Linked DNA regions of Homo sapiens: region 2 is linked to region 1. The links are chromatin contacts, found by Hi-C in ENCODE. All regions are on one chromosome and are shown on one strand. Each heading gives the region's core, a stretch centred on a gene start or an enhancer-like site at or near the end of the contact. The rest is flanking DNA. Distances are from core to core; before and after follow the strand shown.

Region 1 (5,692 bases), core at 966-3,465:
ATGTTCCACTTGTCATTAATGTTATCCTTATCAGCAGACCACAATGCAACCAGGAGAGGCCCCAGCATGCTCAGGACTCGTGGGGTATCATTGCAAAATGTTTTCTTCATTTTTTTTCCTCTGCCTTGAATTCAAAGCATGACCTTTACGGGTGGAATTCAATCAGGTCATCTCTCAGATTCCCCAGTGGGAAAATAAAAGTGGCACAAGCAAAGCCTATTGTTTCCATTGCAAGAAGGTAGAAATGCTGTTTTCTCTCTAGATCATCCAACTAAATGAGGTGGGATGGGGGATACGGAGATAATAAAATGACCCTTACAAATTGAGATCTTATTAATAAAATATAGCCTCGGTCCTGGTAGTCCCATGGAAGTTGCACAGCAGGGGCTCTGCAAATGTCATTGACTCCTCAACTTTTTCAGTCCTTCACCATGGCTTTCACTATTTTTAATGCAATTCATTTCTATTTGGACAAGTTTGAGAATAAATTTTTGTTTTCTTTAAACAACAGGCAAGCAATACGTTAGGAAAAGGGGTGGAGGCATGTGGGAACACCAGAAGGCCAGAGGAATTGCAAAAATAAACTTCTGCTAATGGTAACACTCTTGTCTTCCAGGGCAGGAATAATTAATTGTATATGTTTAATCACTTAGCAACCCTGAGCTCTTATTCTGAAAATCTCAAAATATTTCACATATGCAGTGAGTAAAGTCTTTGGTATCAGACAGAACCTGCTAGCTGCACAACTTTTGGCAAGTCACTTGAGTTTCGTATGTCTTGGTTCTTCTCACTGGGTGCGTGCGAGTCATGATAGATGGATTCCTTGGGGCTGTGGTGGAAGTCAAGTGCTAAAATGCCTTCAAGGGCCGGGTGCGGTAGCTCACCCCTGTCATCCCAGCACTTTGGGAGGCTGAGGCTGGCGGATGACGAGGTCAAGAGATTGAGACCATTCCGGCCAACATGGTGAAACCCCGTCTCTACTAAAAATACAAAAATTAGCTGGGCGTGGTGGTGCGTGCCTGTAGTCCAAGCTACACGGAAGGCTGAGGCAGGAGAATTGCTTGAACCTGGGAGGCGGAGGTTGCTGTGAGCTGAGATTACACCACTGCACTCCAGCCTGGTGACAGAGCAAGACTCTGTCAAAAAAAAAAAAAAAAAAAGGTCCTTCAAGTGTTTAGCACAGTGCTGGGCTCATCAGTAACTACTCAGTAACCATCATCATCATCATCATTATTGTTATTGGCATTACTGATATCTCCTGCCAAAGTTGTTTAAAGTAATAATGAGGTAAAGGGAACAGCCATTCCAGAAAAGATCTTAAAAGCCAATCCCAGTTATCAACCTCTGTAGACTCTCTAGAATCTTAGACCAGAGGGTTTCCTCAGAAATTCTAACAAACACCAGATATAGACAGCATGCCTGTTTAGTAGGTGTTTCTTTTTTTGGTCTTGCAAAATGCTTTTACCACCATCTTTATTACAACATCACTTCGAGGTAAAATTATCATTGGAAGAATCTCCCTGTTCTGCAGTTGAGGAAACTGCAGCATGAGAAGGCCCACATCTTTGATGGAGATCAGGATAGCAGTTTATGTCGGCGCCAGCCAGCGCATCTTCCAGAGCTCTATTTGCCAAAGAGTTGCCGTTTTTTTTTTTTTTTTTTTTTCTGGCCAGTGAAGAGTTATATCAAGTTGAAACCCAGAGCTTTCATAGCTGAGATTTCTAAAGGTGGAATTCAGCCTCCTAGAATCTTCTTGACTTTGAAATTTCTGGATGCATTGCATAGTAAAGGCATATTAACCTATAGATATGTACTCTATGCACTCAGTAAAACATTAGTCTGATAATGCCTTCTAAGGTAATTGTCCTCTCACAGTATTCTTCATTACACTCTACTTGCCTTTACTGAAGAAGAGAGTGGCTAAGAAAATGGCTTATGGCCACACAGATAATGCCTGGGGGGACTATGGTTAGGATGACTAAGCTCAAGGTACTTAATTTAGCAATGCCCCGGGTGGCCATTTCATTCATTCACTCATCCAGTAAAGACTTATTGGAAGGCCTGTTCTCTTTCATACTGACTCCGAGGCTTATCTTTCAGGGTTCGGCCTAAATGTCACTTCCTTAAGGAAGCCTTTGACCTCTGAGACTAGGTTAGGTCCCCACGTTGTGCCCTCCCGAGGCACCCCATACTTCCCCTTTCATAGAACCCTTTGCACTTATAACAACAAGCTCAATAACTGTTTTTTTTTTTTGCCTTGACTATTACCTCTGTCCAAGGAGGAACTATACCTGTCTGCTTTACTGCTGTACTCCAGCACCTGGCACATAGAAGCAGCTCAATTAATACATGGATATGTGTCAGGCACTGAGGACTTGAGGACAAATGGCCAGAGTTTCTGCCCTCAAGGAGCAAGTAACTCACTCACTTTGTTCACAGAATTGTATTCTATACATACTCCTTACCTTCTTCCCAATGCAATTTGAAAAAACAACAACAAAAAACAATGGTGGAATGTTTTAAACTGAAGAAGGATTTTTCTGAAAATGCATGAGCTGCAGAACTGTCAAACTATTGATAAATTCTACATAGGAAGAGACTAATAAAGACTCTAATTGGACATTTATAATTTTATCCTTTCTGGAGGGCAGGTATGAGTGAGAAGCAGGACTACAGTGCTTCATCACCCCTAAGACCATTACATAGAGTTGGACCTCTAGGAACATGGCCTCATTTTCTGAGAGGAGTCTGCCCATCTTTGTTTTAAACAGTTCACCTCACAAATTTATGCCATTCAGTGATGGACACAGGATTGACCTTCGCAATGATGTGTACCTGAAGACTTCCAAAGAAAAAGCTGCTATAGGTCTGCTCATTAGCGAGACCTCAGTAATGAAGTCAGATCTCCCCATGAGAAAGCCTGGGGTATTTATTCCTCACAGTGATTCTAAAACCACAGGAGGTGTAGCAGGCAATATATTTCTATTATCCATGGGTGAGAAGTATGAAGGGTAGAGAGAAATTGCTTCATGTCTCAGGATATCAAGGATATAGATCTTTGGAAAGTGTATGATATGTTTTGGCTCTGTGTCCCCACCCAAAGCTCCCATAACTCCCACATGTTGCGGGAGGGACCTGGTGGGAGATGATTGAATTCTGGGGGTGGGTCTTTCCTGTGCTGTTCTCATGATAGTGAATGGGTTTCATGACATCTGATGGTTTTTAAACAAGCTCTCTTTTTGCCTGCTGCCATCCGTGTAAGGTGTGACTTTCTCCTCCTTGCCTTCCGCCATGATTGTGAAGCCTCCCTAGCCATGTGGAACTGTAAGTCCAATAAACCTCTTTCTTTCTTTTATAAATTGCCCCATCTCGGGTATATCTTTACCAGCAATGTGAAAACAGACTAATACAGTGTACCATAGAACAGCACTAGCTTAATCCATTTTCTGTAGCTATAACGGAATATCTGAGGCTAGGTAATTTATAAAGAAAAGAGGTTTATTTGGCTCATGGTGCTCATGGTTCTGCAGGCTGTACAGAAAGCATGGTGCCAGCATCTGCTTCTGATGAGGCCTCAGAAAGCATACAATTGTGGTGGAAAGTGAATGGGGAGCCAGCGTGTCACATAGCAAGAGCAGGAGCAAGAGAGAGAAGGAGGAGGTCCCAGACTCTTTTAACAACCAGATCTCAGGCGAGCTAACTGAGCCAGAACTCACTTCTCGCCCAGAGATGACACTAATTCCTTCACCAGGGATCTGCCCCCCATGATCTAATCACCTCCCACCAGGCCCCACCTCCAACACTGCGAATCATACTTCAACATGAGATTTGGAGAGGACAAACGACCAAACTGTGTTGAATACAAACCTAGGGAATACTCATTGGAGAGAAATTGGCTTTCAAGGACTACCAGTCTAACTAGTAAGTTTTAAAATAAAATTTTTTTAAAAAAAGACAAAGACTACCACTTTAGCTGGTTATTTGCTAAATTAAAGTGCTTTGTTCACATTTATACTTAAGAAGAAATATTACAAACGGTTATAGGGATCTGGGAACTAGAAAAGCAAACCATCTGTTAATAGTATGGAGCTCTACCTAATAGGAAATCATATTTTCATGGTGGCATAAAGCATTAGAGCTAAAAATGACCTTAAAAATAAGCAAGTACAATGCCAGTATTTTGCAAATGGAGAAACTGAAATCGCCATTATGTATAATAGGGATTCCTTTTGGCCAAGATTATTTTTCAATGAAAAGGTATAGGGCAAAGCCCATACCTTTCTTTGATAAGCCCAATAAACATTCGATCATGATTCGTGACTATCCTTTTGATAAATTCCAAATGCCCTCATTTGATAAAAGGGAAATAAAGTATTACATTCTTAAAGGTCAGCAGAGAATTGATGATGAAGCCAGGAGACGGGATAGAAAACTTAGCTCCAGCCCCAGGCCAACATGATAATGCTGAACATTCACTTTTCATTTTGCTTTGCTTTAATGTTAGTCATAAGAATAAATGGAAGTGTTAGTCTCCATGTGGACAACACATTGCTGACTCAGATCAAAATAATCCGTGTAAATATGCCCCTCTGACTGAATTCAGATTTCAAGATGATGTTTTTAACTTGAATGATGCAGTCTTGTACTGCCCACTATGGTAGCTTCTAACCATATTTAATTAATTAGATTAATCAACTAATTAAACTTAATTGACTTAATGAAAAAAGAACACAATTTTACATTTCCTTTCTCTAGCCATATTTCAAATACTCAATAGCCACTCAAATAGAGAGTACAGTGGCTACCATAGTGAACAGTGCAGAACAGGACATTTCCATGTTTGTAGAAAGTTCTGTTGGACAGCCCTGATAAGGAAAGTTTTCTTAATCTTTCACTTTCCTTGGACTTTAAGATAGAGTTAAAAAGGTTGAGAAAAACTGATAAAGTTTCCCAAATCTCTTCTCCTAAAAATTGTGCAAGAGCTATATCTGTTACAGAGTTTCCTACACATGAATATCTTCAAAAGAGAGATTTTGGAACCTTGTGTAGCCCAATAAAATACTATTGCTCCCATATCAAATGCAAAATCAGAAACTTAGTAGCTGAAGAGATTATATTTTTTTATGTAGTTAAGGTGGTAGGACAATGAGTATGTCCAAACCCTTTATACAATCCAACATCACAAAGATAGACAAATAAATTTTCTGCAAGGCTGCATTTGCTTTCATTGTGTCAGATGTTCTTCATAATTTGAAATATAAATTTGAGATGCTCTCTAATCTCTTTACCTTCACTCTGTGGTGTTAGTGTGGAAAAACACAGCATGCTCTTTCAATACAGCATCTCGGTCTTGGTGGTGATTTGTTGTCATGGAGAAAAAGCAGTAGGGCTGATCTTAGCTAGATTGTGGTCCCTAGGAACTACAGACTAGTGTTTGAGCAGTTCAATGTTCGGCCTCATGAACTTTGAAATCCCAATTCTGTTGGCCAAGGATAACACCCTAATACCTAGTTCAATGCGTTCAATAAAAAGATTGCAAAAGAAGTTCATCATTTTAATACTAAATGTCTGAATGAGCACTTAAATGGAAATGGTCAACTCCATTTTCCTTTCTTCATCTCTTCATTTTTGAGCTACTTCAGTGTGGGTAGAATATGGGCAAATGTTCTCCTTCCCTTCACTTCTGGTCACA
Region 2 (5,692 bases), core at 3,042-5,541, 1.4 Mb before region 1:
TGCTATAAAGAACATGATTGGGTCAACAAACTAACTAGAAAACCGACAGCAGATAAGATCCAAGTATTGTATCAATGTTAAATTTCATTAGGTTGATGGCTGTACTAAGCCTATGTAAGACAATGTCTTTGGCTCTTAGAAAATATATACTGAAGTTCTCAGGGGTAAAGGGGATGGGGGACGACGTATGCAACTTACTCTCAAATAATTTGGCAAAAAATGCAGTAGTAAAGCAAATGTGACTAGAAGAAATGTTAACAATTGGTGAATCTGAGTAAAGGGTAAGAAAATTGTACAATTTTTGCATTTTTTATAAGATTAAAGTTATTTCTTTTTTTTATTCTTGTTTTCTTGAGATGGAGTCTCGCTCTGTTGCCCAGGCTGGAGTGCAGTGGTGTGATCTCGGCTCACTGTAACCTCCACCTCCCAGATTCTCCTGCCTCAGCCTCCTGAGTAGCTGGGATTACAGGCGCACGCCATCTCGCCCAGCTAATTTTTGTATTTTTAGTAGAGACGGAGTTTCACCATGTTGCTCAGGCTGGTCTCGAACTCCTGACCTCGTGATCCACCCACCTCGGCCTCCCAAAGTGCTAGGATTACAGGCGTGAGCCACCGCGCCTGGTGATTAAAGTTATTTCTAAGTAAAACATTTTTAATTGAAAAAGTTTAAAAATCAACACATTCAAAATTGTTCTAACAAAAATACTTAAGAGCATGTTGGGCCAACTTCCAGCAAGACTTTATGTGGAAAAATATAGGAACATATTAAAAAATTCTGCTAATAAAAACATATGCAGGACCAACTTTAAGCAAAATTTTAAATCAGCACCATCTAACAGAAATACAATGTGAGCCACATACATAGTATTAAATTTTCTAGGAACCATATTAGAGTGAAAAGAAACAAGTGAAATTAATTTTAATGTTTTATTTAGCCCATGTCTAAAGTATTGTTTCAATTTAGTCAATACAAAAATTGAGATTTTAATTCTTCTGTATTAAATCTTCAAAATCTGATGTGTATGTTACACTTCCAGTACATCTCAATTCAGAAGCTAAATTTTCATAGGAAATACTTGATCTACATTTAGATTTCATAAAATGTACAGTTTAAAAGTAAATTCGCATAACCAAATTATTTCAGTTAAAAGTTTTCCAACCACTGAATCAGATTTTAAATGTAAACTTAAATTAATTAAAATTAAATAAAATGAAAAATTCACTCCTCATTCACACTAGTCACCCTACAGACTCAATAACCACATGTGGCTTGTGGCTACACCCTGGGAAAGCCTGGCTTTAGATGGTAAAACAAATTCCCTCTACAAAAGGAGGAACTAATTGATAAAACTGAAGTTTATCGTATTTATCAAAAGATTTTTAAAACATAGTTATGATAAAAATAACGGGCCGGGCGCTGTGGCTCACGCCTGTAATCCCAGCACTTTGGGAGGCCGAGGCAGGTGGATCACCTGAGATCAGGTGTTCCAGACCAGCCTGGCCAACATGGTGAAACCCTGTCTCTACTAAAAATACAAAAATTAGCTGGGCGTGGTGGCAGGCGCCTGCAATCCCAGCTACTTGGGAGTCTGAGGCAGGAGAATCGCTTGAACTCGGAAGGCGGAAGTTGCAGTGAGCCCAGAGATCCCACCATTGCACTCCAGCCTGGGACAGAGCGAGACTCCGTATCAAAAAAAAAAAAAAAAAAAAGACGATATTCCTATCAGAAGCACACCAAGGTTTCTCTCCAAGGTACAATTACACATCTCCCATACCACCTGTCAGAAACACCAACACAAAGCCTTCTCTACTCTGCCTCAGTTGACATCCTTTAATTTGGGTTTGAGTTTCCAGAAAACTGGCAATCAAATGGCCTTCTTTCTTTCAAATGTGACAGAACAAACTCAAGTTCCGGTTCTCAGGAGCCTAGTCATCCACTGCACAGTATGCGGGGTTTCAGCACAATACTGTCTCAGTCCCAAATGGGAGCATGCACACAGGAGAACTTGTCTCGGATTTAAGAGAGGAAGTGACCCTGAGTCCAGAGGTGAGCTTTTTCTTTTTAAACAGGTGTAAGAGATTAATTCAGTCAACACCAAGCAACACTAAAGATTTGCCAATCAATAATTCTGTGCCAAGCAACTTGATCAGGGATTTGGCCAGAATCCCTTTCGCTAATCTCAATCAGGGCCTTCCCAAAGACATCCTGATTTAGGCCACTCTCATCTAAATTAAGCTTCGACAGTCCCTTGCCTGACAGCAAATAAACAAAATCAAATTATATTCATATGAATAAAATTCTGATAGCTTGACAAAAGGCCCCTTGAAAGATCATTTAGTAAGTGTGAGCAAAAATACAGCTCCAAAGAACAGGAGTTACCATAAAACCATTTTTCAGAAATGTTTAATTCCTACTTTCTTCAACCATACTTTTCAACTGAACAACGCTGTGGCTAACAATCAAATTTAACACACAACAATGAATTCTCATATTATTTTTTCCCGCTACACAAGTATTAACGAATTCTTTAAAACTGCTGAGTCTTCTACTGTGAATTCACTAATGCCTCAAATTAGTCATAGCAGTGGGAAGTGGAGTGCGAGTGTGAACGATGGTTTCTGACACCCGACCCACTAGTGAAGTCCCATCTTCCATACGAAAGCCTTTATTTTTTCTTCCCATCTCACTCACCTAGCTGTTTTCATGCGACATATCAGGGATCACAGATACAACTCTGACCATTGTGTGGACACACTGAAACAATCGCAATCCAAAATCCTCTGTAGATAAACGTTAACTATTTCTCTTTAAAGCTGAACTCCTTTCTTACCCTCACAGTCACAAAGCTTTAAACTGGATGAATACAAAGGTGTTAAGCCGTTCCATCAGAGAGGCTTTTTATTAGATTTATTTTTACCCGTGGAAATACTTGAACATTCTGTAGAAGTAAATATATTCTAAACCTGAGGTCTTTAAAAGAAAGCTCTCAATTAATGCCCAATCAAATCCAGTCTTCAGGTCTCTCTGAAATTAGCTAAGTATGCAGAAACCAGTTGTAATTTTTAAAAGAGCGAAGAGGGAGAAGAAATAAACGACACCAGAACTACACATTCCAGACCAGCAGTTCAAGCACCACTTCGAGAAGGGAAGTAAAGATCAAGCTCGCCGTCTCCCTCGGCCACAGCAGGGCTCCTCCAAGGCTGCCCGCTCCGGCCCGCACCGCGGACCCCGCCGCCCCCGCCCCCTCCCGCGGCCTCCCCAACCCCCGGCCCTGCCGCTTCGCCTTTCTCGCAGCGGGGATGCTCAGGGTGCGACCTCGAAGCACAACCACTGATGGAATTCTGACACCCGAAGAGGACGATTTTTCCAACAGTTTACACGCCTTCGCGGGCACCTTCCCTACTCACTGAAACCCTCACGAAAGCGGTCAACGCACCCAGAGCGGGTTTCCTCGGTCTACGGACGCAGGCAAACAGCGCCACTTAAAAAATGCGCGTCCGCGACCCGGCCCCAGGCGGCAGAGGGAGCAGCGGGCGGCCTGGCGCGGGAGCTCCCCCGGGGCTCGCAGCATCCCTGCCGCGCGCGAAGGCCGGGGCCGCGTCCACCTGGCAACAAAGGCGAAGCCCGCCGCTCGCAGGTGGGAGGCCCGGAGCCGAGGCCCCGGTGCCGCGCGAGGGAGCGTACGGGGTCCGCGCGGGGCCGCCCCTGGAGAAAGCCCAGCCGCGGACTCCGGCGGGAGAGGAGCGCCCTGGCATTGTCCCGGGGGAGGGCGGGGCGGGCGCCCGGGGGCACTGGGTCCCCGGAGGAGGTGGCGGCGCCGCGGGCGGGTTGGGGGCTGGGTCGGCCGAGGCGGACGGCCGCCCCCAGCAGCCCCGACGCCTTTCATTTGGCCTCTGCGGCGGCTGAGGCAGCCCGACCTCCAGCGCTAAGCACTGCGCCAAGCAGGGACGGGCGGGGGAGGGCGCGCCAGACCCGCCGCAGAGCCGGACCCCCGGCGCCGCACCGCCGGCCCGCCCTGCCGCGGACCCCGCTGCCCGCCCGCAGTCCGCGCTCCTCCGGCGGGCGAAGGAGACGACTCTCCGGCGTTCGCCCGGTCCCCACCTCGATGTAGCCGGCCAGCGCCAAGGCAGGCGCCGTGAGCCCCACCAGCAGCAGAAGCAGGAGCCTGCCCGTGGCTGCGGCGGCCGCGGTCCCGGTGGCCGCCATCCCTCGCCGGGTCGCTCTAGCGCGCGGCTCTCAAGCTCACACACTCGGACTCCTCGCTTAGCACACCGCGACCCAGAAGCATCTAAAGCCAGTTCGCCGCCGCCCCGGGGGTTTTACACCAACCGGAACTGACTTCATATTACCACGCCCTCCTTCTGCGGCTCCCAATGCCGGCCCGCAGAACCCCTCAAGACCCCGCCCCCTTGCGGTCCAGACCCAATCAGGAGATGGAAGAGCCTGCTCCTCCCGCCCGGTCCAACCGCGCGCCCCCCGCCCGGCCCCGCCCCCGGCCGCGGATGGCCCCGCCCCCGCTCCGGACCCTGTGGCCGCCAGGCGCGGGGGCGTGCGCGCGGCGGGTCTGGGGCCGCAACCCTGTGGGCGCGGGGCTGGCTCTGGCCTCCGCCCCCCGGCGCGGTTATCTGTCCCTGCTGCGCTGGTCCGTCAGCCTTCAGCCTCCCGATACGGGCACGCCCCGCTCCCCTGCCCCTGCTGGGCATTCTTCAGACTCCTTTGGGTACCGCCCTCTTTTTGATTCTGGAAATGGTTTTATTAAAAACAGGATGAATTAGGAGTCCGGGACGGTCTGCCAAGGGCCGTCCCCCGAGGCAGGGGGAGGACCGCAGGAGGCAGCCATCGTCCTCCCCCGAGCCCTACTCAGGGCGCGCCTCTCCCGCCCTGCTCCGCCCAGGCCTCTCCGCCGGGTCCTCGCCTCTGAGTCCGGCCGCGCTCCGCACCCTTGGCCTCCGGTCTTTAGGCCTCTTGCCGACCCTTCCTTCCCAGCAGTTGCCCAGGCAGGGATAGAGACCAGGGGTGCAAGAACCACGCCGGCCTCACAGCCCAGGCCCCCTTCCTCGTGTGTTTTAGGAAGAGATCACGCCGCTTCTTCGGTTGAGACGCACTAGCGGGAGACCTGCTACTCTGCCTTCCTGCTCCGCGGCATTGCCACTTCAGTAGAGAAAAACGTCCTGCTGCCCCATTTAGCAATTGGCACAGCCTCGCCACCGCCAGGGCTCCGCTGGCCTTGTTTCCTTTCAGTCGCCTGTGAGTTAGGTACTGCCTTCTGAGAGACCTGGACTAGTCCCTTCAGGTTCAACTAAATGCATAACACAACCCTACCCCCAGGACGCTGACAATAGAAAGGAAGAGACTGTCCGCGGAGTAGACGAGTGCGCCTGTAAGAACTCGGGATTTTCCAGCCTTATTCTGCACCACTCTCCCCTACATGCCCAGTTCCCTGTGGGTAAACTGGCTCTGCCCGATTCCTCCAAGACGACACCTTTCCATTTCACAGCCCTTCCTAACACTCTTCTGCGCCTGCAATGTCCTCTCCCCAACATCTGCCTGTTGGAAGCGTTTTCACTGTTCCTCGGCTCAGTCGGCTGAAATATCGCTTCTGATTGCTCAGAGGGATGTTTCCCACTGTGGCACTCGCTCCCTAGTTATTCCATACCTCTCTCAGGTCACTGACAAGACTTGGGTCTGTCA

Evidence for each region. A loop is a pair of places that touch in the nucleus more often than their neighbours do. Pooled maps may share reads with other maps.
Region 2: a pooled map shows a loop between it and region 1 (4-fold over the local background). The contact joins the promoter of APLP2 here to the enhancer-like site in region 1. A Hi-C loop is called at or near these places in 4 of 50 pooled maps.

Annotation. Positions count from the first base shown.
Region 1 is chr11:128,710,179-128,715,870 of GRCh38, reverse strand. All of the region lies in intron 1 of FLI1 (Fli-1 proto-oncogene, ETS transcription factor), which reads right to left. Among named protein-coding and RNA genes, the nearest start is that of SENCR, 17 kb to the right of the region's middle. RefSeq lists an enhancer at 1-264. Within about 2 kb of position 2,215, at least 3 of the 41 ENCODE cell types and tissues checked have a DNase peak (open chromatin) inside an H3K27ac peak, as active enhancers do.
Region 2 is chr11:130,068,493-130,074,184 of GRCh38, reverse strand. APLP2 (amyloid beta precursor like protein 2) reads right to left here and starts at 4,291. Exons shown (of 17, transcript NM_001142276.2): 1 at 4,103-4,291. The coding sequence starts at 4,207. LOC107984432 (a long non-coding RNA gene) reads left to right here and starts at 4,536. Exons shown (of 2, transcript XR_001748444.2): 1 at 4,536-4,721; 2 at 5,072-5,692. RefSeq lists silencers at 3,403-3,862, 3,933-4,062, 4,453-4,682 and enhancers at 4,599-5,099, 5,100-5,600.